Linked DNA regions of Mus musculus: region 1 is linked to region 2. Evidence: chromatin loops called from intact Hi-C (ENCODE). Cell type or tissue: left cerebral cortex. All regions are shown on one strand. Each heading gives the region's core, and the rest is flanking DNA. Links, peaks and the distances in the headings are about the cores only.

Region 1 (11,359 bases), core at 3,857-8,856, 280 kb after region 2:
TCCCTTCTGTGCAAGCCCATGCCCTGGACGTTTTCCTGTGTTCTGAGTATTGAATCCGGTCACACAGAAAGCACTTAACTGGCTTTATAACCCCCCTTTTGCTTTTGGACTCAGTGTCGCTCTGATGGGGCTAAAGCAGACTTTGAACTTTTATGTTCTCTCAGCCTTCCATGTACGTGGATCATAAGCCTCTGTGCTGTCACAGCCAGCAAGAAAGAAGAACGTGACACAGACTTCAAATTAATTTTTGCTAGGCACCAGAACACTGCAGGTGCTGCAATAGCACAGGGAAGACATGTTTCTATCCACACAGAACCATACATGAGATTATTTGAGGTCTGGATGTTGCTGGTTATGATGGTAGTTTATTTCATGTTATTTGGAAGCTCACAGTTATTTCTATTTGTTACTCATGCTAAAAACTTAGTTATAATTCCTTGTAAGATTGGCCATTGCCTCGTGCCACTCTCATGTATCCCAGCACCCTCCATTGATGATGGCTTCTTTCACCTTTGCAATCAGGTTTTACCGCCTTTGAGAGATGTGACAAATCGACCAGAAGTCGGCTCAACCGTGAGAAATAAGCTGGTTCGTCTCATGACACATGTTGACCTCGGAGTCAAGCAGATTGCTGCTGAGTTCCTTTTTGTCCTTTGCAAAGAGAGAGGTAGGTTAAACTCTCTTTGCCTTATGTTTTTTATCTTTGGGAGGAAATTTAAGAAAATTTCCTGTTGGGTATAGCATTTTATTGCAGTCTTTGCAGGCCTGACTACTTACCTGCTGCTGTTAAGAGTGGCTACGCAGATGACCAGAAGTAGTACTCGTCATCATTGTTGTGTGTTCCCCACCTCCCCAGGGCATGCAGACACATACTTTCCCAAACACACAAGCGTCTAACCTTTGCCTGTGTGTGCTTACCCCAGACCTTGTAGTGTCTCCGGCTTGGGAGCCATTGTCAGACACCTGTCTTAATCCAGGTGACCAGTGACCAGTACGGTCCTGCTTCTGCTTCCTCCCAACATCCCAGGGAAAGGTTGGTTTCCTCACTGACTCTTCAGTCTGTGGTCACAGAATGTTTCTCATGTGATATACTTGATGGATGTCCAGAAGTCTGTTAAGGTGTGGCCTTTGCCCTTGAGATAACAAGTAATATCTCTTCTTTGTATAGTATCTTTGTATAGAAATCACATCTAAGTTGATTGTTATTTCATTTTTTGATGAACCCCGGTTTTGTAAGATAGTTAAGAGATGAAAAACACCCCTGTCAAAATCTCCCCCGCCCTCTCCCTCTTCCTCTCTCCCTCTTCCTCTCTCCCTCTCCCTCTCTGTTGAACTTAGGGTCCCATCCATGCTAGTCAATTGCCCTACCACTGTGCTATATTCCTCAAATTTTTAAATCTTCTGTATCCTTAAACCTTGTTTCTGACTTTTTAGTTTAACCAGTTACGTTCCTATAAAGATGGCACATTATTAGCAACATAATTGAAATGTTGTTATAATGTTGATAACGGTTATTAGCAGTGACAGGTGTCAGGTGCTTGACCCTCTTTCAAACCACTGCCTGACCCACTAAGGACACTCCACTGGTAACATGGCTTCACTTCAGCTTCTTCTTGAACAAGATTGAATCGGCCATCAGTAGAAAGAGAGGCCCATTGGTCTCGCAAACTTTATATGCCTCAGTACAGGGTAACGCCAGGGCCAAGAAGTGGGAGTAGGGGGAGGTTTGGGGGACTTTTGGGGTAGCATTGGAAATGTAAATGAAGAAAATACCTAAATAAATAAATAAATAATAAATAAATAAATAAATAAATAGAAGAAAAAGATTGACTTACACCTTATAATCAAATGGTTATCACAGTTGCTCACATGTGTTGCCAAAATAGTGGCTGATTGGATCTTCTTAGATCACAAATGAGCTATAGGGAGATAGGTTAGTTAGTTAAGTGCTTACACAAAGATCTGAATTAGAGGGAAGGAGGGAGAGAAGGAGGGAGGGTGGGTGAGTAGGCAGGTAGGTGGGTGGGTGGGTAGGTGGGTAGGTAGGTAGGTAAGTAGGTGGGTAACTAAGCTAAGCTTGGTGGCACACACTTGTAATCCCAGCAGTGGAGAAGCAGAGACAGGAGGATCCCTGGGAAAAGAATCCCTGGGGCTTGTTGGCTAGACAGTTCAACTCAGTTGTCAGGCTTCAGGCCAGTGAGAGACCCTGCCTCAAAAGGCACTGGACAGCATTCCAAAGAAATGATGCCTAAAGTTGTCGTCTAACTTCTACAAACTCAGGCACACACATCTGCACCCATTTTAAAAAGCGTGTGTGTGTGTGTGTGTGTGTGTGTGTGTGTGTGTGTGTGTGTACACGCTCATAAAACTACAGCACATATACCCGTTGCCCACTCACTTAAAACTGGATGTCAGAGCGGAGGGAGATACGCAGCATGAGAACCCGAGTTCAGAATCCTCAGAGCCCACGGAAAGCCGCGCGCTCGCCGCTGTGCGTGTCTGTAATCCCAGTGCTCCCACAGCGATGATGTCCACAGGAGGCGGACATAAATCTCCATGCAGAGGCCTTACCCAGTGCGAACAAGAGAAAGCAGGATGGGCGGCTGGGACCGGCAGCTAGCCGAGGCTAGCTCCCCTCCACCCGTGCCATGGCACGCTTGCCTGCACTCACACCCACAAAGGCTTTGGGTGATTACTGTGTTCGTAGCACTGTTACTTCTCACGGAGAAGACTGTTGGTTCTGTATAGATTTTTTTATAGTGAACATACATTTCTTAACTTGTACATCTTTAAAATTCATAATGAGTATGTATCTAAGGACAGTGCCACCTTACTGGTGAGTCGGTGCTTAGCAAATGCAGCACATACTTTGCAAGTGAACTCTGTGGTTATTTTCATTTGAGATAGTTGGCATTGTTCTTCCTAGAATATCTAGTACTTGGGAAGTTTTCTAATACAGCTGAACTCAGACCTAGCCTAGCTCAGCGCAGTTATTTTTGTGTTGCTTGGTTTTTGTTTTTGGATTTTGGATTTTTTCAATTAAAATTTGAAATTTCTGCTGGGCAGTGGTGGCACACGCCTTTAATCCCAGCACTTGGGAGGCAGAGGCAGGCGGATTTCTGAGTTCGAGGCCAGCCTGGTCTACAGAGTGAGTTCCAGGATAGCCAGGGCTATACAGAAAAACCCTGTCTCGAAAAACCAAAAAAAAAAAAAAAAAAAAAAAAAAAAAAAAAAAAAAAAAAAAAGAAATATCTTAGTGTAATCACGTGATTTTCTTTCCAATCTTATTAGAATTGTATAAATGTATTCTTGGAATAAAACCCATTTATTCAAGGGCGGGTGAGATGGCGCAGTGGATACAGACGGGTTCCTGCTCTTGGGCTTCACCACCTGCATTTGACCCAGACATCTAGGTTCCATACATAGAGAGCCGACTACTGCAGGTGACCTCTGACCTCCATATGTGTGCAAGCACCCACGATAGTTAAAATAATAAGTGAATGAATGAATGTGATGAGTATTTTTATGCTACACACAGAAGTATACAAAACAGTCAGGATTTTCACCCTCATGTTATTTACTTATGCAAATAACTGCAGCAGCCAAACCCTTAGTGATGAAAATACCCGCAGTGTCCATGTGAAGTGACAGGTGAAAATTACCCTTTGCAGCAGTTTGTTGCTTGAGGACTGAGGGCTGCAGGGATTGGTGAGGAGGCACTGCTGTTCAGGTGCAACTCAGTGCTGCGACTAAGGAGCTGCTGACCAGCAAGTAACTTCCTACTTCTTATTAGAAATAGATTCTTCTCTCTTACAGTACATGCCAACCACAGTCGCCCCTCCCTCCACCACTCCCTGTCCCTACCTCTTCCCCTCCCCCTCATATTCACTCCCCTTCCATCTCCCATTAGAAAAGAACAGGCCTCCAAGAGATGACAACCAACCATGACAAAACAAACAGTAAGACAAGGCAGAAGCCTTCATGTCAAGTCTGGACCAGGCAGCCAACTGGAAGAAAGAGTCTCAGGAGCAGGCAGGAGAGTTAGAGACACACCAGCTCCCACAGTGAGGAGTCCTACACAAACACCAAGTTCACAGCTACAGCACGTACACAGAGGACCTGGTGCAGACGCCTGTAGGCCCCGTGCTTGCCACTTAAGTCTCTCTGGACACCACTTTCCTCTGGGACTCCCCAAATGGTGAGGGGAAACACCCAGTGAGGACCTCCCCATTTAGGCTCTCCCCATAATATCTGGCTGTGGGTCTCTACATCTGCTTCTGTTGTCTGCTAGAGGACACCTCTGTGCTGACAACTAGACAGAGCCCTGATCTCTGAGTATAGCAGAATGCCATTAGGAATCATAGGATTGATGGATTGGTTGATTTCTGCCAGTCAATCTGGTTCTACCCCAGCTCTCTGGACTAGCCAGGCTTTGGTTCCTGGCCACCCAGGCAGTGCCGGGCATGAGCTCCCTCGCAGGGAGTAGGCCTCAAATCAGAATTGGTCGGCTGCTCCTGAATGTTCTGTACCACCATTTCCCTGTATCACATCTTGTCGATCAAAGGCTGTGGCTGCGTGGGTGTCCATATTTCCCTTCCCTAGCCTGCAGAGTACCTTCCTGCTCCAAAGAGACGAGAGTGTAGTGAGGAAGGCTCCATGCTGGCACCGGTTTGACCTCCCCATGGCAAAGCACATGCAGATGTTTATTTTTTTCTTGCTTTCTTTGAAGGATTTATTCGTTTCCCCCAATTGTTTGTCTTTTCCTGGATTTCTTTAATGGATTTATTCATTTACTCTTTAAGGACCTCTGTTATCTGAAGGTCTTTTTCCTGTGCTTCTCCTGTGTTGGAATATTCTGGTCCTGCTGTTGTAGCATTGCAGGGCCTTAGTAGAGATGTATTGCCCTGGTTGTTATTGTGTTCTTACACAGGCATCTAGGTGTCTGGGTTTGGGGTGATTATAGGTCTAGGTGCTGATTTCTGGATTTGTCTTTGTTGGGTGGGTGTTTTGTTCTTCAGTTTCTGTTTCCTGTCTGCATTTTCAGAGTGTGTGATGGCTGTGTGCTAGTTCTTTTACTGGTCTGCTAGGCTGTGTGTTCATAGGGAATGCCTGCTGGTGATGGAGGCTGGGAAGCAGTGATGAGTCAGAGGAGGGAGGTCAGGAGGGATAGTCTGTGGGGTCCACAAGAGAAGTGGACAGGAGGGAGGCCACAGCTGGTGGTGTGTTGCTGTGCCAGAGAGGTTGAGGGACTGGGTCTAGGGAAACAGAGTGGAGGTCTGCAGCAACCCAGCTGGTTTTCTGGCAGGTGTGACCTGCAGTTGAGGGATAAGGTGTTGAGTGGGGGGAGGGAGGTTAGGAGGTGATGGTCTGTGGGATCCATAGATCCATCCATGTGGGCAAGGGGGGAGGGGAGGCTGCAGCTGGTGTTCTGGTGCAGCAGTGTTAGCACTGTGCCTAAGGGGTTGGCTCTGGGGGAGCAGGGAGAGCAGCAAGGTCTATGTGCAGGCCAAGTCATGTCAGCCACAGTAGCTGAAGTTTCTTAAAGATGCACAAACCCATGTGCAGTGTGAAGGCGCTGTAGTCTGTGCTCAAACCACAGAGTAGCGCAGTAAGCAGCAGTCAGAAGCAAGAAGGGTCAAGTGTTAACAGACTAGGCATGGCAGGAACGCCTAGGTGTCTGAAATCCCCATCTGTGCCAGGGCAGCCTACTTCTCTAGCCAGCAGGAACCAAAATGCTAACGTGTAGTCAGGTTACCAACTTGTGTTGAGCTGTGACATAACTATAGTTTATTACTTTCACAAAGTCAGCTTCCTGGAAATTATGCTAAGCAAAAACAAAAACTGAATTCAGAAAAACCAATGCTACCCATATTTTCTTTTATATGTGAGGTCTAAATGAGAGAAAAATGTGAATCCTAAATGTGTAAAGGGAGCTATTAGAAGGGGCCCAAGAGCTGAGGGTGCCTGTAATGGAATGCATGTAGTGTGAAAGCAGGAGAAGGCTGGTCTCATGGAGAGGGAACCCTGCCGGAAGGGGGTAAGGGGGAGGAAGAGAATGGATAAGAAGCAGCCATAGGGCTGGAGAGATGGCTCAGCGGGTAAGAGCACTGACTGCTCTTCCAAAGGTCCTGAGTTCAATTCCCAGCAACCACATGGTGGCTCACAACCATCTGTAATGGGATCTGATGCCCTCTTCTGGTGTGCCTGAAGTCAGCTACAGTGTACTTATGTATAATAATAAATAAATCTTAGGGCCAGAGCGAGAAGGACTGAGCAGGCGGAGGAGACCAGAGCAAATAGAGCCAACCGGAGGTCCTAAAAATTCAATTCCCTACAACCACATGAAGGCTCACAACCATCTGTACAGCTACAGTGTACTCACATACATAAAATAAATAAAATCTTTAAAAAAAAAAAAAAGCAGCAGCTATAATGCGGTGAGTAGGGAAACAGCCAAGGAAGCGCATCGTTTTGCCTGCTAACATTTCAGTACAATTCTTCTTACAATAATATACTCTCTTCCAGCTCCTTAAAAATAGTCTACATAGTTTAGCCAAAAGAAAGTGATCTGTGAAACATTTCACGCCTTCCGTATGTGGCAGCCGCATACGGAAGTGGTAGGGTGAGTTACAATCAGTTCAGCTTGAGCTGCCTTGTCCAGCAGCGCCCCCTGCAGCCCTGTGCCACCTGCAGCCCTGTGCCCCCTGCAGCTCTGTGCCCCCTGCAGCTCTGTGCCCCCTGCAGCTCTGTGCCCCCTGCAGCTCTGTGCCCCCTGCAGCCCTGTGCCACCTGCAGCTCTGTGCCACCTGCGTGTGCCTCCCTCCAGCTCAGGCTGCGGGCGGGCCTTTGGCCTCTCTCTAGCTTGCTGCTAAGCTGCTTCTTTGCCGTTCATGTTTTTCTTCCTGTCTTCCTAGAAGCCTTCCTCTGTGAGTTGGTCCTCTCTGTGCTTGGGTTTAATTTTTTTTTAAGCTTTTGCATCTTGGAATCTTGAAATACTGATGATATTGCATGCGCTTCTCAATATGTCTGTGCCAGGCCAGGCCTGGACGGCCTTTGACAGCCGTTCTTTTCAGTCTCCTTTGCTGACACTCATTCCGGTCCCACATTGAATTCCATAGTCACCCTCTGAACACCACTGTCTCACTCCTGGCTTCTGCCTCAGGATGAACCTGGCATGCTTCGCCTGTGGACCGCACATCTGCACCTGAGTTTCTCAGGGCTGCCTCCCTCTTCTGTCTGACGTGGAATGCATTTTCTCCAGGGCCCATGTTCCTCAGCCTTTCTGTGTCCTTTGCTCACACCCTCTGTGAAGGGACGTCATCTACAGTTACCCCGCCTACCTTCTGTACATGTAAAACCAATTACACCTTACAGATTTTACTTCCTAGATACCATTTTTAATTTTTTTCTTCCATTTTGTTCCCACACCACTTCATGTTATATGCCTTTAAAATCATTTTCTTAAAATACTAATATAGTCAGACCTCCTGTTTCTAATCAGATTATTTTGGTCTGTCTGCCAGGTGGCTACTAGGGTTTGTTATAAAATGTGGACAGAATGTTGCCATTGCCCCTGTGTGAGCTCGCAGGGCTTCCTCATGCTTGCCTGGGGAAGCCCACATTCTACTCCCGCCCCTTGCCTCGTAGAGTTGTACTGTGTCAGTGTACCCCGTCTGCTTCTAACTTGATGCTTTAGCGCTACCTGGGCTGCCCTTCCCCATGGCCTCAGAACACTAAGTTTTGTCTTCGAAGAGCACCGTGGACTCATCTGTGAAGAACACTCTGGCTGTTGCGGCAAAGTTGATTTTCTTCGTCCTGCCGTTTTGACTCATCTGTGTTGTTTCAAGCTTCCCCATTGGCTGTGCTGTAACGATGTAGAGCTTGCATCCCCAACATCCAGCTTCTTCACACTGGAGATCTTGTATCTTACAGGCAGTTATGCTCCCACAAATGTTACTTAAAAGAGCAAACTGCTCCCTGGGAGTTCAGTCACGTGGGCAGTTAGCATGTGTCTCCCCACAGTGGGAATAAGTTCTTAAAGCAGGGTTGTGCTTGCTACAGTGGCAACCGGGAGGGACACTTTTAAGTGGAAGTAGTTACAGAAACAAACAATTCAGGATCTGAGAAGTGGATACGATAGAACATAACTTTAGAAAGAATGGGCTGCAAGACAGGAGCCGTTCAACCTACTGGTGTTCCAGCCTTTAGGGGGAGCAGGGGAGGCGTCCTCCAGGAAGGTAACATAGTTAGCTTCGTACTGAACAAAAGATGTCTTGTGCACCTGGAGAGAAGCAGAAATGGGAAGATACAGGTCTAAAAAACAGTACTAGTTAGAGGAGCTGCTGGATCTAGAGGACGTAGAGTTTAACTGGATGGAAAGGTTCCTACTGAGGAGGGAGGAGAATGGTCTCTGGGTGTGCCTTCCTCTCAGTAAAGGAATGGAAGCCCTGCTTTGTGGTAAAACAATAGAACTAATGTCTGTGTAGGCTTTCAACACTGCCTGCCAGTGTGTGTCTCACCAGCACCCACTGTGTGGCTACATTCTCTCTCTAGTATCTAGTATCCTTATAATGTCAGCTTTCAGGGAGTCATCTGATTTCAGCAGCATCTTCAGGTAATAACTGACAGTTACCATGACAGAACAGGCATCCTTGTGTGAGCCCATGAGTGCACATACGTAGCACCATCAGAAGATCTTTCCTTTTTTGGTTAGCCAGGTTCAGTCAGTTTCCTTTCTTCCCTACACAGTGTCCAGCAGGGTTTCAGTGGGCTATTTAGCAGCACACTGGAAGGGAAGCGAACGCTTCTCCCGCACTCCTCTCTGCTAGGAGTTTATATTCCACTTAACTCCCGTCTCTGCTTCCCAATATCTTGTTGTTTAAAATTTTAACAAAATTTTATTTGACTTTATTTTTGGAGCATTAATATGCCTTAAATCATCTCTGTAACCCATTTATCTCAGAATTGACATATGTTCCAGTAAAAGAGCAGTAAATATTCTTTCATTAAAATCTCAGGGGTCATTATTAGCTAGGCATTAGTGTTCTGAGGGCTTAGATTTGTGGTCCTTGATCATGAGTGGATTTGTATCTGACCATTGCAATCATGTCTTAAGGATACATATATACTCTAGACATTTGTTCCCTTAATTCATTATGCATTTCCTAACTTACTTGAATCTCTGCATCTTAAGGCACTGGCAGCAAGAGACAGCGTATCAGATTTATTAAGGTTCAGATTACTACCCCTCATTAAATGCTTGCATAGTGTTTGCTGGTAGCACTGAGGAGTGCAGTTACTGATAGGTTTTAAGGTTAGAATGACGAGTGTAAGCTGAGTGTGGAGGACCTGCCTGTGACCTCAGCATTCCGGAGACCTAGGAAGGAGGAAGTGAGGCCCAGGCCAGCTTGGGATACAGAGTATAACTCTCGTTTAATATCTTTGTCTTATTAGCCCATGTCTCATTTTATACAAATGGAACCAGTTTTAATATTCCTTGAGAGGAGGGATAGTTTCATGTGTCCGTGGAGTGGCTATTTTCTCTATCAAAGGGGTGCTCTCCAGTTAAACACTCAAAACTTAACAGCTTTATTCATGTTTCCCAGGCTCTTTATAGTTACATACTCTGACTAGACTATCTCCTATCTCTTTCTCTATTTTAGCCCTTTATAATAAAAAGTTAATTTTAGTTTTTTAAAATTTATACATGAATATTATTTCCAACCCGCACCATGCCAACTCCTCCATGCCCTATTTTCTCAAATTCCTGCCTTCTTCTAATATAATTATGCAGACATACACACCCTGCTGAGCTGATTTAGTTTGCTGTTATGTGCCTGTGTTTAGGGCTGCTCCCTTGGGATTGGCCAACCTCAGAGAGCTCCTCACTGGAGAAGACGGATTCCTCCTTTCTCAGCAGCTACCGAGTGCCAGGCACTCTTCACCTAAGGGTGGGGCCTTAGGAAATTTCTCCATCCGTGTTGGCATATTGACTGATGGTGTCATCATGCAGGCTTTATTTAGGAAGCTACACTGGAGATGTAATGGGTGCAGCATCCCCTTTGTGCCTGCAAAACTGTCTAGTAGCAAATACCCTGTAATTCTCGCTCTCACAGTCTTTCTACCCCGCCTTCCCAGTGCCTTGAGTCTTAGGTGTAAGTGTTCCTTGTAGATGTACGGGATGGGATGTGGACTCCACTGCCATTTATTCCCTGTGTGTTGACCAGTCACGGGCCTCTGTAGTAGCCTCCATCTGCTTCTTTGACGAGGGATGAGGCTCTATTTATCTGTGGGCATCAGGGTAAGTATTTAGAATGCAGTTAGAGATTAGGTTCCATTGGGGAAATGACAGTGGTGGTATCTTCTGTGGGGTCCATGACCTCTCCAGCCAGCGATAGTTGCCTAGCTTGTAGTACCAGGCTTAGACAGCTCTCGGTTAGCCTCAGGATAGCAGGGTTACTGTTGCACCACTGGGACTCTCTTGACAGGCAGTCATAGGCTCCATGCTGGCTTGGACTGCTGCTTGCTTTTGTCCCTTGGCAGCTTTTATACACCTTCAGATCCTGGGAAAGTCCTAAGAGAGGAGCTTCCCAGGGTACTTCCCGCTTGATGCCTCCAAGTCCTGTGTCTGAAGTGTGTGGTGTCCTCAGTAGTGGGGTCTTCCTTCAAGTTCTGGGGAGCAACCAAGGGCAATGGCAGTGGCCTATATTGGACCCTTCCTGATCAACAACTTAAATAGGGGTTTCCCATGCCTGTCACTGGGGTTTCTGTTAGTCTTTTAGTCACTTGGTAGGGAGCATTATCACCATATGTGACATAACTCCATGCAAACAACACACGTGTGCATACACACACACACACACACACACACACACACACACACACACTATGTACTTGTAAGTAAGCTTATGGTTGTTTTCAAACATTCTTAGAGTTGCTTTTCTCTCTCTCCTCCTTCAGTATGATCCTCTGTCCCAGCGGAAGTCCACACATATTTTCCCCTTCCTCCTTCTTAGCACCTGTGTGTGCTTCTCTGAATTTTTCTAGCATTTTTTTTAGGTGAATGGTATAAGTTGTGGTGCTTTCAAATGTAGGTTTTATCTTGGCTTTATACATGGATAAATGTATAGTGTTGTTTTCTACAGTTGACCTTAGCATGTCATTTTATGAACATACTACTCAAAGCCTTCAGTAAAGTTTTTAATCTTTTTATTTATACATAATTGTGCACCTTGAAACGTGCCTGAAGAAAACAAAGTACACTTATATAAAGTTGCCTATAATTGTTCAGTATATTCCTTAAAAGTTTATAAGTCTCTCTGTCTCTCTCTCTCTCTCTCTCTCTCTCTCTCTCTCTCTC
Region 2 (11,359 bases), core at 2,053-7,052:
GGTTGCTCAGTGAGGGCCTCCTCTACAGCCAAGGGCCAGCATAACCTGTGTGCTTTCAGAGGAGGCAAGGTCTGCATTGGTTTTGAGTTCTTTGAGGAGTTATGATCTTTTTCCATGTTTCAGGGTTTCACTGGGAGTAAGGCTGTGCCTCCCTGTTCAAATGTGATGCCCTTCCAAAGGGGTCAGTAGAGTAGAGGCGTGGGCCTGCAAAGCTGTGTGCTTTCATATCCTGCCATTATCAGCTTGGTTGGTAAAGATACGACGAGATGGTCACAGCATCTCCTTGGACCTCCTTGCTCCTTGGAGCATGCTGAAGCTAGACTTCTTTCCTGCAACAGAAACAAGTGCCTTAGGCTCTTGGGCTCTTTATAAGTTTTACACAGACAAATCTCAAGCACTCTTTTAGTTGGTGCCAAATAATATTTTCATATTGAGACTTTTCCCTCTGATAATGCCTTTATTAGGTTTCATTCTTAGTCTTTTTTAATTCTGTAGGGAAAGATTACATTAGTCTAAGGAGTTAAGTTTCTTCTCAGTGTCCGGGCAAAGCGAATTATTATATTTCTGGATATCCTCTTTCTGTTGCTGCCATTCACAATGAGCAAGGAAAGAGTAGACCCCTTTGATGTGGAGAGGGGAAAAGCAATATATCACTCTCCTGAAAGAGCGTTTCTCAGTCTCTCGTGTGAAAAAGGATTAGCACCTCCAACAAAGGTCCCGCAGATCACAGAACGCAGCAATGCCAGGCAGTGTTTCTAAGGAAAAACTGTATTTGAGCAAGAGTGTTTGCCCTGGCAAACAGAAGCTTTTTAATAACTGCAAATCTGAGATAATGACATCCATTCCTCAGTGCCCCTCCTTCCTCTGAGACCAGACAGCCACTTAGAACGCTCGGAAGTCAACTTTGTTTTGAAGTAAAAGCTTGGGCGTATCAAAATACAGTTTTCACTTAGCGGTTCAGCTTATTTATTTATTCCTGGCTTAGAGAGGATAGTGTATTTATGGACAAAATTTTCTAGAATAGTTATCTTTGACTCTTGCTCAAAGCAAGTCCCATTAAAAGACTGCTTGCCTCTAAATATTATTCAGTAATCTGCTAAGTTAATTTATTAATATTTTGATGAAGTATATCTTAAAAGAAGTTTAGGCTCTTATGTAGTGCCACAGAGAGGCTGTGAGAGTTAACACAACATTTATTCATGTGTGCCAGAAAACCTGAGAGCAAAGTCTGTCCCATTAAACAAGTAAAAACCAGTCTTCCCAGAATTCCATTCATTGTGGTTTTTCTGTAGTGCTTTCTAAACTGGGTGAGCGAGAAGAGCTCAGCCTGGAGTAACAATGACATGGCTGGCATCTTGTCCTCACACAGCTCTTCAGGGTGTTAAAATCCACTGCCAGGCCACCTTCAAACACACTGGAGGCCTTTGGCTCTGCAGCCGCCTGATCCTGCTTGAATGTCTAAGTGGGAGGGTAGAGGGGGTGGTTGACTGAGTGAGGTACTAAAGATAAGGTGCGTTTGTCCAACAGCCCTAAAGCCAGAGTCCAAACAAGTTCACTTACTAATGCTAGAAGTCCGGATTCCACCCACATAGACACCTCGTTAGACACCTCGTTAGTTGTAAGAAGACTTTACTTAATTTGTTTTCTAAGAACAAGTTTTAGCTCCTCTGTGGCTCACTGTAGCCTTCTGCCCTTTCAGTAAACACCCAGGCTAAAGCTTTGAAATTAGGGTATTTAGTGTTTTATGGCCTAGAATAAAAATCTCCTGTTCTGTTTCCAAATAGTGTAGGCTCAACACATTTCATTAAGTTCTTGACACATTTAGCCATGTGTATTTTGTAAAGTTCCTATGGTTATTGTTTTTACAATAGCTGCTTCCAGAAGCACTGTAAGGGTTTCAATTAATCAGCCCTTTGTGTGCCACAGACTATGCAAATTTATCACATCAAACCATTCAGCTGCTCCTGGGAAAGCCGCGTAAAAACGCTATTGTCTTCCTGCACCTCCTCTCATTTAGAGTGATGTTTTAATAAGAAAGTTAATCAAGTTTTCTTATGCATTATTTATCTGTTAACATGTAAGGAAGAGCCGAGTTGCAGTTACATCAGCCGGGATGTGGCAAGCGATGCGCCAGATCTGGAGGTGATAGGACGCGGGTTTTTTTTTTTTTTTTTTTTTTTTTGTCTTCCCCGCTCTCTCCCCCAAGGGATGATTTAAGGTGGTGGTGAGGAAAAGAAAAGGTTAGTTGATAGCTGGGAGAAAGGGAAGAAAGGAGGCCACCTGTGGTAGCCTTCACATTTTGATTTAGAAATTTGCATCTCTTAGGCCCACCGACCCGAGTTTATTAGAAGTACTTATTGGGTGATTGGAACAGTCCAACTTGAGAACGTTCTGGCTGCTGCTTTAGCCCCCCCATGTAGTACCATATTCATCAGCACAAGCAGTTCCCACTAGACACTCATGCATGTTAGAAGACAGCTTCTTGATAATGTGAAACGGCCAGAACACACTAAGGGTGCAGGTTCCAACCTCCACAGCCAGTCTGGGCAGCTGCTCCTGACTGGCCAGTCATTAAGTTGATCTCCTCTAGAGTACGTCCTGCTGAGAGCAATTAGGTTCCTTATATAATAATAATCCCTTGCATTTAGATTTTTGTCTAAGGACCATAAAGTTGCTCTCAGATATTAGCCCATTGGTTCTTCTAACACAATTAATTGCCTGATGGAGCACCTGATGGAGGTAAAAAGACTAAGCTCCTAAGGCTTTATCACTTTTCTTCCTTTCTAGTCAAACACTGACGGCCTGAATAGTATCTGTTAAACAGAAGAGCATCAGATTAAATTAAGGTCACCTGGTTCTTTGTTATCTTCCCTCCACTGGAGTGTGATCCAAGGAGAGATGAACTCTACAGATACCATCTCGTCATGTTCATAAGCCTCATGAACATGGCACAAGTCGTGTTTGTTCCTTCACAGTCCAGACCACAGACTCCAGACTCCTGGTGCCATGCAACTGTAGGGAAAAGGCTCCCTTCCTACAGTGCAACTGTAGGGAAAAGGCTCCCTTCCTGCTGTAACTGTGGGAAAAAGGATGACTTTCTCTGTCCTCCCAAGCAGTGTGAGTACATGGCCTCCTGATGGTAAAGTATCTCCCTACGCGAACCCCAGTGAGTTGGTTAGGCTGTAGTCAGTGTGATGTGTTAGGCTCTAGCAGCCTCCCTGTGATGTGTCCTACATGGCATTCAGCTGCAGGGAGTGCAGTTATGCTTCCAGCATTTGCTCGGATTGATCTATGTCAGCTGCATCTCCTGCCTAGAGTTGTGTCCTCACCTCCTTAGAGTGTTTGTCACACAGTGCATCTGAGTGCTGTGTGACAACCAATAGAAAACTGCATACTAGTCAGCCCTTTCTGGGGGTGTCTCCTCAGAAATAGCTCTTGCATTAAATAGATCACTGCAGTTGTTTTTTTTTGTTGTTTGGTTGGTCTGGTTTGGTTTTGGTTTTTCGAGACAGGGTTTCTCTGTGTAGCCCTGGCTGTCCTGGAACTCACTCTGTAGACCAGGCTGGCCTCAAACTCAGAAATCCACCTGCCTCTGCCTCCTAAGTACTAGGGTTAAAGGCGTGCGCTACCACGACTGGCTGCAGTTGTCTTGATAAGGCTTTAGCATGGTAAATTTTTTTTCTCTTTTGGAGTGGTTTGTTTGTTTGTTTGTTTTTGAGACAGGGTCTTGCTGAGCAGCCCAGGCTGGCTTTGAATTCAGAATTCTCCTGCTGCTCCAATACTTGCATTACTGGCATGAGCTACAACACATTGATTTTTTTTTTTCTGATATGTTAACTTGTCTATTTAAAGTGTTCCAGCACACAGATCTAACCCATTAAAACTAATAGGTCAGTTACCATAATATTAGTTATTAGAAGTGCATTCTAAGAAAATGAAGTGATTCATAATTCCAGCTGTATTTTCTCTGGACAACCTGTACCTACATGATTTTTGGGTTGCTCTCTGAAGCCGTAGAAATAAAGACAGCAGCTTGGTAGTGGAACCTGCAGTACCTGGGTCCTCTGAGAGTTTCCCTGGACTCCATAAGTTCTCCTTCTCTGCCCTTGGAATTAGTGTCAGTGCTGATGGAGTGACACTCTCTTGGCAGGGCATCGTCTGCTCCTAACTTTCCCGGCTTCTATTTTTCTTCATGAATTTGTGTTTGCTAAGAGTCCTGTGATACAGTCTGTGGCCTAATTCCCAGTTGCCTCCAGTGAGTACATCAAAGTTCCTGAGCAAAATGTATTTGCATTTTGCTACCAGGAGGCTGTGCTATAAACAATGGAGTTGAGACATCAGCACCGGCCAGGGGATGAAATTTTATTTTACAATCTGAAGTGCTGTGTAAGCATTTAAGGTATGAATCGGTAATCATTTCCCAACAGCTCCCATTAGCCATGCTTTCTTTGCAGCCCATCCGCTTTCCTGGGATGCAGGGTGGGAGTTAACTCTCTGGAGCACACTGCGTGGCATTTGCATTTAAGCCAGCATTCAAGGGAGGGCACCACAACTTTCTAAAGTTCTTAGTGCCAGAATGGACCTTATGCCTCTGCTCTTTGATGAAACACAGTTTTAATTTTTCATTGCAAGAAAAGAGAAGAAACCTTCCCAATGTTGTGAAGATTACATATTTCTAAACCAGAGAAATGTAAAAGAAAAAAAAATATATATGGGGGAAAAGTGGGTTTCAAAGGTCAGGAACGTTCTTTACCCCTGATGGATTCAATAAAATGCAGACTTTAAAAATCATCTGTCTAATTTGAGATTCAAGATCATCAAATTCTGTCTAAATATTTTGTTTTAACTTCTAAGCTCATTATGGCCCCTTTGTGTTAACTTGTATTAAACTCTGTCAGCTATGACTGGTCTCATAAGCACAGTCAGTGGGGCAGAATAAGTTAATTATTTACTTGTGTCACTAGTGCTCTTCATTTAATGAAATGCACAGCTGTGTTGGATCTGCAGTTGGATGTGTAGCTCCCATTGTTCAGCAAGTCAGCAGAGGGGAGAAGCCGTGGTGATGGAGAGTCCTCGCCTCTCTCTGCTGCTCTGGCTTTCTGTGTCGATTTCATGGGTCTTTTATCACTCGCTTTCTCACAAAACAAACAACACAGGGCTGTCTGCTATGGGAACCATCTTGGCATATAAAAGGGGTTTCAGAGGCTCAAGTAATTTTAAGTTAGCGAAGATTTAATTTTTGGCTTACAGGTGCCCCTGGTTCAAATATAACCAAAGCAATTCTATTATAAGACGGAATGGAAAAAAAAAAGCTCCTTGTGTATGTTTTTGTCAGCAAATGTCAGAAAAAGGCAGAAGAGAAAACAAAACAAAACAAAAAAAAAAAAAAAAAAAAAAAAAACTTCCCAAAAGGAAGCTGTGCTGTGAAGAGTAATCGGGCCCAGAGGAAAATGACTAGATTCTGACTGTAGGAATGAGCATGTATGTCATCTTAATAGCCTGGTGAGGTTAAATCAGCTCAATTAAACACGTCAACTAAAACCAGGCTACCAAGTCTTCCGTCTTCCTGCCATCCCTAAGTCCCAGCCTGCCTGAACCAGTTCCCACCTTCTCCTGGTGGTGTGGAGGGTGGACCGCAGCCTCTCCCAGGCTGACACCAGCATCCCTGTGGGTCCTGCCTGAGAGGCGCTGCCTTTTCTCTTTGGTTTTGTGTTTAAGGGCTATCGGAACCCTGACTCTCACCAGCCTTCCCAGGCTCTACCCCGTCCTTGTGGAGATGCCGAGTCCAACATGTTGTTCTTTGCTGTACAGTAGTGGCCTCAGGGTACCTAGATTTCTGATTTGCTCTCTTTCAAAGTAGGCTTCAGTGACTTCCGGCCTCTGTCAGATCCTTTCAGTATGGATAAGATGTGGCTTTAGAGGGAAGGGACACGTCACACAAGACAATGGCACACAGCTAGATTTGAGCTACAGCGTAGCAAGTGAGTTTCTGTTATTTATACAGGAAAGCATGAATACCCATGGTATGATTAAAAAAAAAAAAACCTTTTCAACCAAAATAAATATCAAAGAAACTGTACGTCTGCTCTGGAATCCAGCTCTACACGCCCTAGCTGCAGTCTTGTTGGCAGCCACTAGAAAGCAGAGTGTTAGCACAGTGTAAAGAAGCAGGCAGGCTTGTTTCCTCTGTTTAGCTCTTCATGATATGCACATCAAAAAGGTTCCATTTTAAGACGTTTGGGGGTCCTGGGGATGCTTGCTTATCATATCTTAAGTTTTAACTCCAACACGGCAATAGTAACAACTTAGTATTTTTTTTAAAGTGGCTTTAGTTATATAGAAGACAAACAGGAATGAAAAACTTGGGTTTTTTTTAGTAGGTCCTGAAATGGGTTCGTTCACACCCAGGGGAGAGGCGTTTTCTTTTATTGCTGTTTCTGCTGTTACACTACAGTGAAAGAGCATCAGTCTCTTTCCTCTGAGCAGTCCTGTGCAAGCCTTCCAGCTCTTAGATACATTGTAACAAATTCTGTCCCACTCATCTTCCCAGGAAAAACAAATCAGAAGAATTAACAGCTGTGTAGCAGCAAAATCTCTGCAAGCTTAGAACACTGTTCCGGCCTGCTCAGGTCTGCTACCCTAAGAGAATGCGGGTGGAGTGCTGAGCTGGAAGGCCCTCTGCTCCCATTCCATTCTTAGAATTCCGTGTCTAATTCTGGCCTTTTGCTCTAAGAATGAATTGGCTCTTACTTTTCTTGTTGGTCTTTACAAGTTCAATCAAAGATCACTTTTCTAATGTGCTGTAAGCTCTAAGAATTAAAATTCCTCCGAGCAGGTTAAGCTCAGCCAAGGAAGCCCTGGCAGGTGGCCACCCCTGCAGCCAGTGTGTGCACCTGCTAGCGTTTCAGCCACGCCCAGGCTTCCTTTCCTTTGCTTTTTTAATGATTTCTTTTTATTTTTAATGTATATACATTGGTGTTTTGCCTGCATGTGTGGGTGTTGGATTCCCCTGGAACAGGAGTTACAGACAGTTGTGAGCTGCCGTGTGAGTGCCAGGAACCGAACTCAGGTCCTTTGGAAGAGCAGCCAGTGTTGTTAACCACTGAACTCTCTCTCCAGCCCCACACACAGATTTGTTGTCACAGGTTTTTAAAGCCACATTTTACATATTTAGTCGAATTCAATCATTCTTTGTTTGGTGGTCAGAGAATTTGCATTCCTGTGGTTTGGGCACAAAACCCAGCAGACCACAGCCTAGCCGACAAGGAGCAGAAACCGGGGATTGAAAAGCTTCCCGAATGAGAGCCCGCCTGAGACTGCCCTTTGGTCTTCGTGGTGCTCGGAGAAGGTGGTGCTCGGAGAAGGTGGGCAGGCAGCCTGACAGCACCATTGTGTGGCATGCCAGCATGCCAGTTCACAGCCTACAATGCTTTTCTGCAAGGAGAGTCATTTTTGAACTGTTTGGCTAGCGGGGTTGTTGGAAATTGCTTTTGTTGCTCTTGATGGAGACCGTGGGGAGGGTTTTAGAACAGTGGGAGTAGAGATAGCAGCAGGGAGATCCCAATTAAGTACTGTATTCTTCCCCCTGTCCATTTGCTTTACATGCCATAAATCTCCTCTCCCCCAGGTGTCTGTGGCCTGATCGTCCCCCAGGAAGACATGCCGTTCTGTGATTCTGGCATCTGTCCCGACATCATAATGAACCCACACGGCTTCCCATCAAGAATGACGGTCAGTTACCTTTGGGCTTTTCAGGGGTGCTGCTCTGAAGGAAAGAAGCGGGCAGTTAGTTTAGTTACAGTGAGTGGCACCCTGTCGGATAAACGGACTCCTTGTCCCTGTCACTCACTCTCCTCTGCAGCGAATGACAAGTGGTTTTGCACTTAGTTCATGTGAGTGGCAGTTGTGGCCCTCAGCACAGAGTCCTGTGTGCTGAGCCTGCTCCATGTCTCTTTCAGCAGTCACTTCCTGTAATCTGCAATCGTATCGCTGGCCATGTGGCCTTGGCCATGGTGCTTAGCTCTCTACTCGAGTTTCAATATCTGAAAACTAGGGAACTCAGTCAGGGAAGTTAGTCACGTGGGCCAGGGCTCTTCAGCATGATACCTGCTAATGCTGGTGTTGGCAATGATTCACTTTTGGTGGTTGTGGTCGAAGCCACTTTTTTGGAACATAAGCCAAAAGGCCGAGAGAACTGACAGCCCGGGCGGGCACTCACCTGGTTTGTTCCCATCCCATCTCAGGTTGGAAAGTTAATTGAGCTGCTGGCTGGCAAGGCAGGCGTGTTAGACGGCAGGTTCCACTACGGCACTGCCTTTGGAGGGAGTAAAGTGAAGGATGTGTGTGAAGATCTCGTTCGCCATGGTTACAACTACCTGGGGAAGGACTACGTCACCTCAGGCATCACAGGGTGAGTGTGCTGTTAAGCACTAGAGATCGGAGGCGAGGGCCCCAAGAAGGAGTACTCTAAGATATAAAGTTCCAAGACTGCCTTCATTGGAAGGAAGGAATGCTCAGTGCTTTAGGAAGTGTGATCCTGTCTTGGACAGGCCACATTTAGGAAGCCAGTTGGCTACTGAGGACCCCCAGTTGTGTCGGTAAGGCTGTCGTTTTAACAAGCTCGGGTTTCTATGTTGCTTTTGTGGCGTACATTAACTGCATCTGAGGCAGTGCTGCCCAGACTGCTAGCTTTGCGCCGAGCCCCAGCACTGAGTGCTTTGTCTCGTAGCCTGGAGCCCAGTGTTCACACCTAATGTGTGTGTGCTAGGCATTGACAGGATCACAGTGCAGAAAACCACAGAGCTGGCCATTTCGATTTGTTATTAGACATGGAGCAGTAGCAAAAACAAGGTAATTTCCAGCAGGCCCGCAGTGACTGCTTGCCAAGCAGGTGGTTGTCTGGTTTGGTTTGGCTTTGAGGTTTTTGTTTTTGTTCTGTGTTGCTGGGGACTGACTCCAGTGCTTCATGCATGCTTAGAAAGCACGCCATGACTGAGCCTCACCCTCTGCCCGCTGATCACCCAATTAAACTCCGACCTAGTGCTGCCTGTCCCTGCCCTGCTCCTCTCCACAGCCGCCGTCCCTCGGACGTGTGCCCTGATACTGCTGTCTGTCTCCCAGCTGAGACACAGCCTCTGGGAGAGCAGGCTGCTGTGCTGGTTCCACTGCTTGGGCTCCAGAACCTAGCACAGCGCCTCCCAGCACGGGTGCTTCAGCAGTGCCTGATGGGTAAATCCGAGAACTAGCTCTCAGCACATGAAGACAAGGGCAAGGAGAGAGTGCAGAAGGCATGGAGGAACAGAAGCTGTCATTTAGAGTATTGTACAGAGGAAAGTACACTTACTGAGTAAATCCCAAAAACTGGTAGGAGCCACCCAACTGTTATTCCATAAGGAGGTAGCTCTGCAGCCTAAGGGTGAGGTTGGATAAGATAAAGTGAAGGGTCTAGCTGTCATCTTAGACAGACACAAGTCCATACAATTATTGTGAACGATGAGATCTTGAAACTCAGCTCACATGGCACATATGATCAAATCGGCTGCTTGCATACCCTGTGGCACATAAAGTACCCAGGGGGCAGAGACAGAGCTTAGCAGTTAAAACACTGGCTGCTGCTCCACAGGATCCGAGTTTGGGATCCAACACCTTCTGACCTCCAGGGGCTTCTAAATTGATGTACATGTGCCCATGTAAGTACATACACACACACACTCAAACACACGAAAGCACACAGAGAGTAAGAGAGTGGGTGGATGGGTGGCTGAGTGAGTGAACCTTTGTACTAAGACCTCAGAGTCACGTTGCTTAAGCTGTGAGCCACCGAAGCACAGGTGCAGGTCGGCAAGGGCATGGGCAAGGATACGGTGCTTAACTGTGGTACTACAAAGAAATGCTCCAGGAGGGAGAGACCCGCCAGGAACCCATTTCTGCTGAAAATATGCATCCAGTGCTTTGTACAGTAACTGCCCAGATGGCAGTAATACGGATTTCTGTAAGTAAATCATTGTTGGGATGTTTAAAAAAGCAAAACTCATTTTATGAAAACTCAAATGATTTCCTCCATTTAAGTATGGTGCAGTCAAATAGTTAGTGTTCTGTCTCAAAGACACACAGTCCTCGCTGATCCTGCGGCTTCACTCCTACTCAGAAATGATATTGTCCAGAGAGTGTGCACAGCCATAGGACCCACTCAGTGCAGCTTCCTAAACATAAGTGCGCTGAAAGATTAGGCTGGGCTGCGTGCCCTGGGCTGTGCACAGCTGTGAGGACAGCGGAGGGCTACACTGCTTCCCTTGGCACCCACATGGGCTGCATGCTGTGTGCTGTGGACAGCTGTGTGGTCAGCTGTGTAGACAACCATGTGGACAGCTATGGCCACACCGCTCCCTTGGGGCCCATGTGGGTGTTCACCCCTTTGCATTCACCACGCCAAGGCTTGAGCAGCACTGCTGAGCCTGTCCAGATTTCAGTGCATTTGTGTCCCTCTGCCCGCCTTCACTCATGGTCCTGATTGTAGCTAGCAGAAATTGCATGTGGCTTTACTCTGTTGACGGTGGAACAGCAGAGGTCCGTGACTTCTACCGTGAGTTACCATCCCTGAGGACCTCAGTCATGCATTAGGACTGGAAAGACCCTTTGATACACCTTGATTCACAGTCAAGAAAACTGAATTGGGGAGGTCGTGCAGTATCCATGACAGACTGGGACAAGTCTCTCAAGGCCCTTGCCACCATGTCCTGGGGTGCCTGTGATGAAATGCACAGAGTGACTCAGGAATTGCAGTAGACTTCCCTCCTGCACTGGCACATTGGCGCTGGGACGGGCAGGCTGGGCCATTGCCGGCAGCGGCCTCTCTGCACATAGTGGCTTCCTCAGCTCTTCCTACTTGGCCCGTGCTTTGCTCAAAGTGAACCTGTTTTTCAGATAGGCCACTGTGGCAGCAGAGAGAGCACTGGATCTGAGGCTGGTCACACCACTCACTGGCTCTTACCTAACCTTTCGGGCTCACTGGGCCTGTCTCTACATCATCAAAAGTGGAGGCTCCATGTACCTGGATTCAACAGCGCTGGCGAGTACTTCCCTTTAAGGAAGGATACTTGGAGAAAATGAAAAGATTTTTGAGGGTGTCCATTCCTTGGCTGTTTGCTTCAGACGGGACTTTTTTTTTTTTTTTTGTCCTAACACTTATACACTCATTTTTGAGATTCTTGCTATATTTATTCTTTAGTGGAATAAGTAGTGTAACAAACATTTATTGAGCACTAGTTGTATGCCAAGCAAGATCATAGATGCTGGAACCACTGTGGCAAAGGAGACAGAAGAACTGGCTTCTCACAGGAAGACGGACAGTAAGCCAAGA

What was found. A loop is a pair of places that touch in the nucleus more often than their neighbours do. Peaks named below come from ENCODE experiments on the same cell type or tissue, not always from the same donor. Only the 100,000 strongest peaks of a DNase experiment are listed, where the experiment ranks them.
Region 1: it touches region 2 in a loop (2.4-fold over the local background); 6 of 42 quality-filtered maps call a loop at or near these places.

The regions. Positions count from the first base shown.
Region 1 is chr10:84,979,526-84,990,884 of GRCm38, forward strand. It overlaps Ric8b (RIC8 guanine nucleotide exchange factor B), which reads left to right. Exons shown (of 10, transcript NM_183172.2): 7 at 523-667. Gm34633 (a long non-coding RNA gene) reads right to left here. Exons shown (of 3, transcript XR_003948930.1): 2 at 8,191-8,281. Among named protein-coding and RNA genes, the nearest start is that of Gm34633, 19 kb to the right of the region's middle. In left cerebral cortex, for the core only: CTCF peaks have their summits at 6,652 (motif pointing left), 6,863 and 8,193; a DNase peak (open chromatin) is centred at 6,604.
Region 2 is chr10:84,706,002-84,717,360 of GRCm38, forward strand. Polr3b (polymerase (RNA) III (DNA directed) polypeptide B) reads left to right here. Exons shown (of 28, transcript NM_027423.2): 24 at 7,628-7,731; 25 at 8,244-8,410. Among named protein-coding and RNA genes, the nearest start is that of Rfx4, 44 kb to the right of the region's middle. In left cerebral cortex, for the core only: CTCF peaks have their summits at 4,294 and 6,117; DNase peaks (open chromatin) are centred at 3,262, 4,267, 6,196 and 6,370.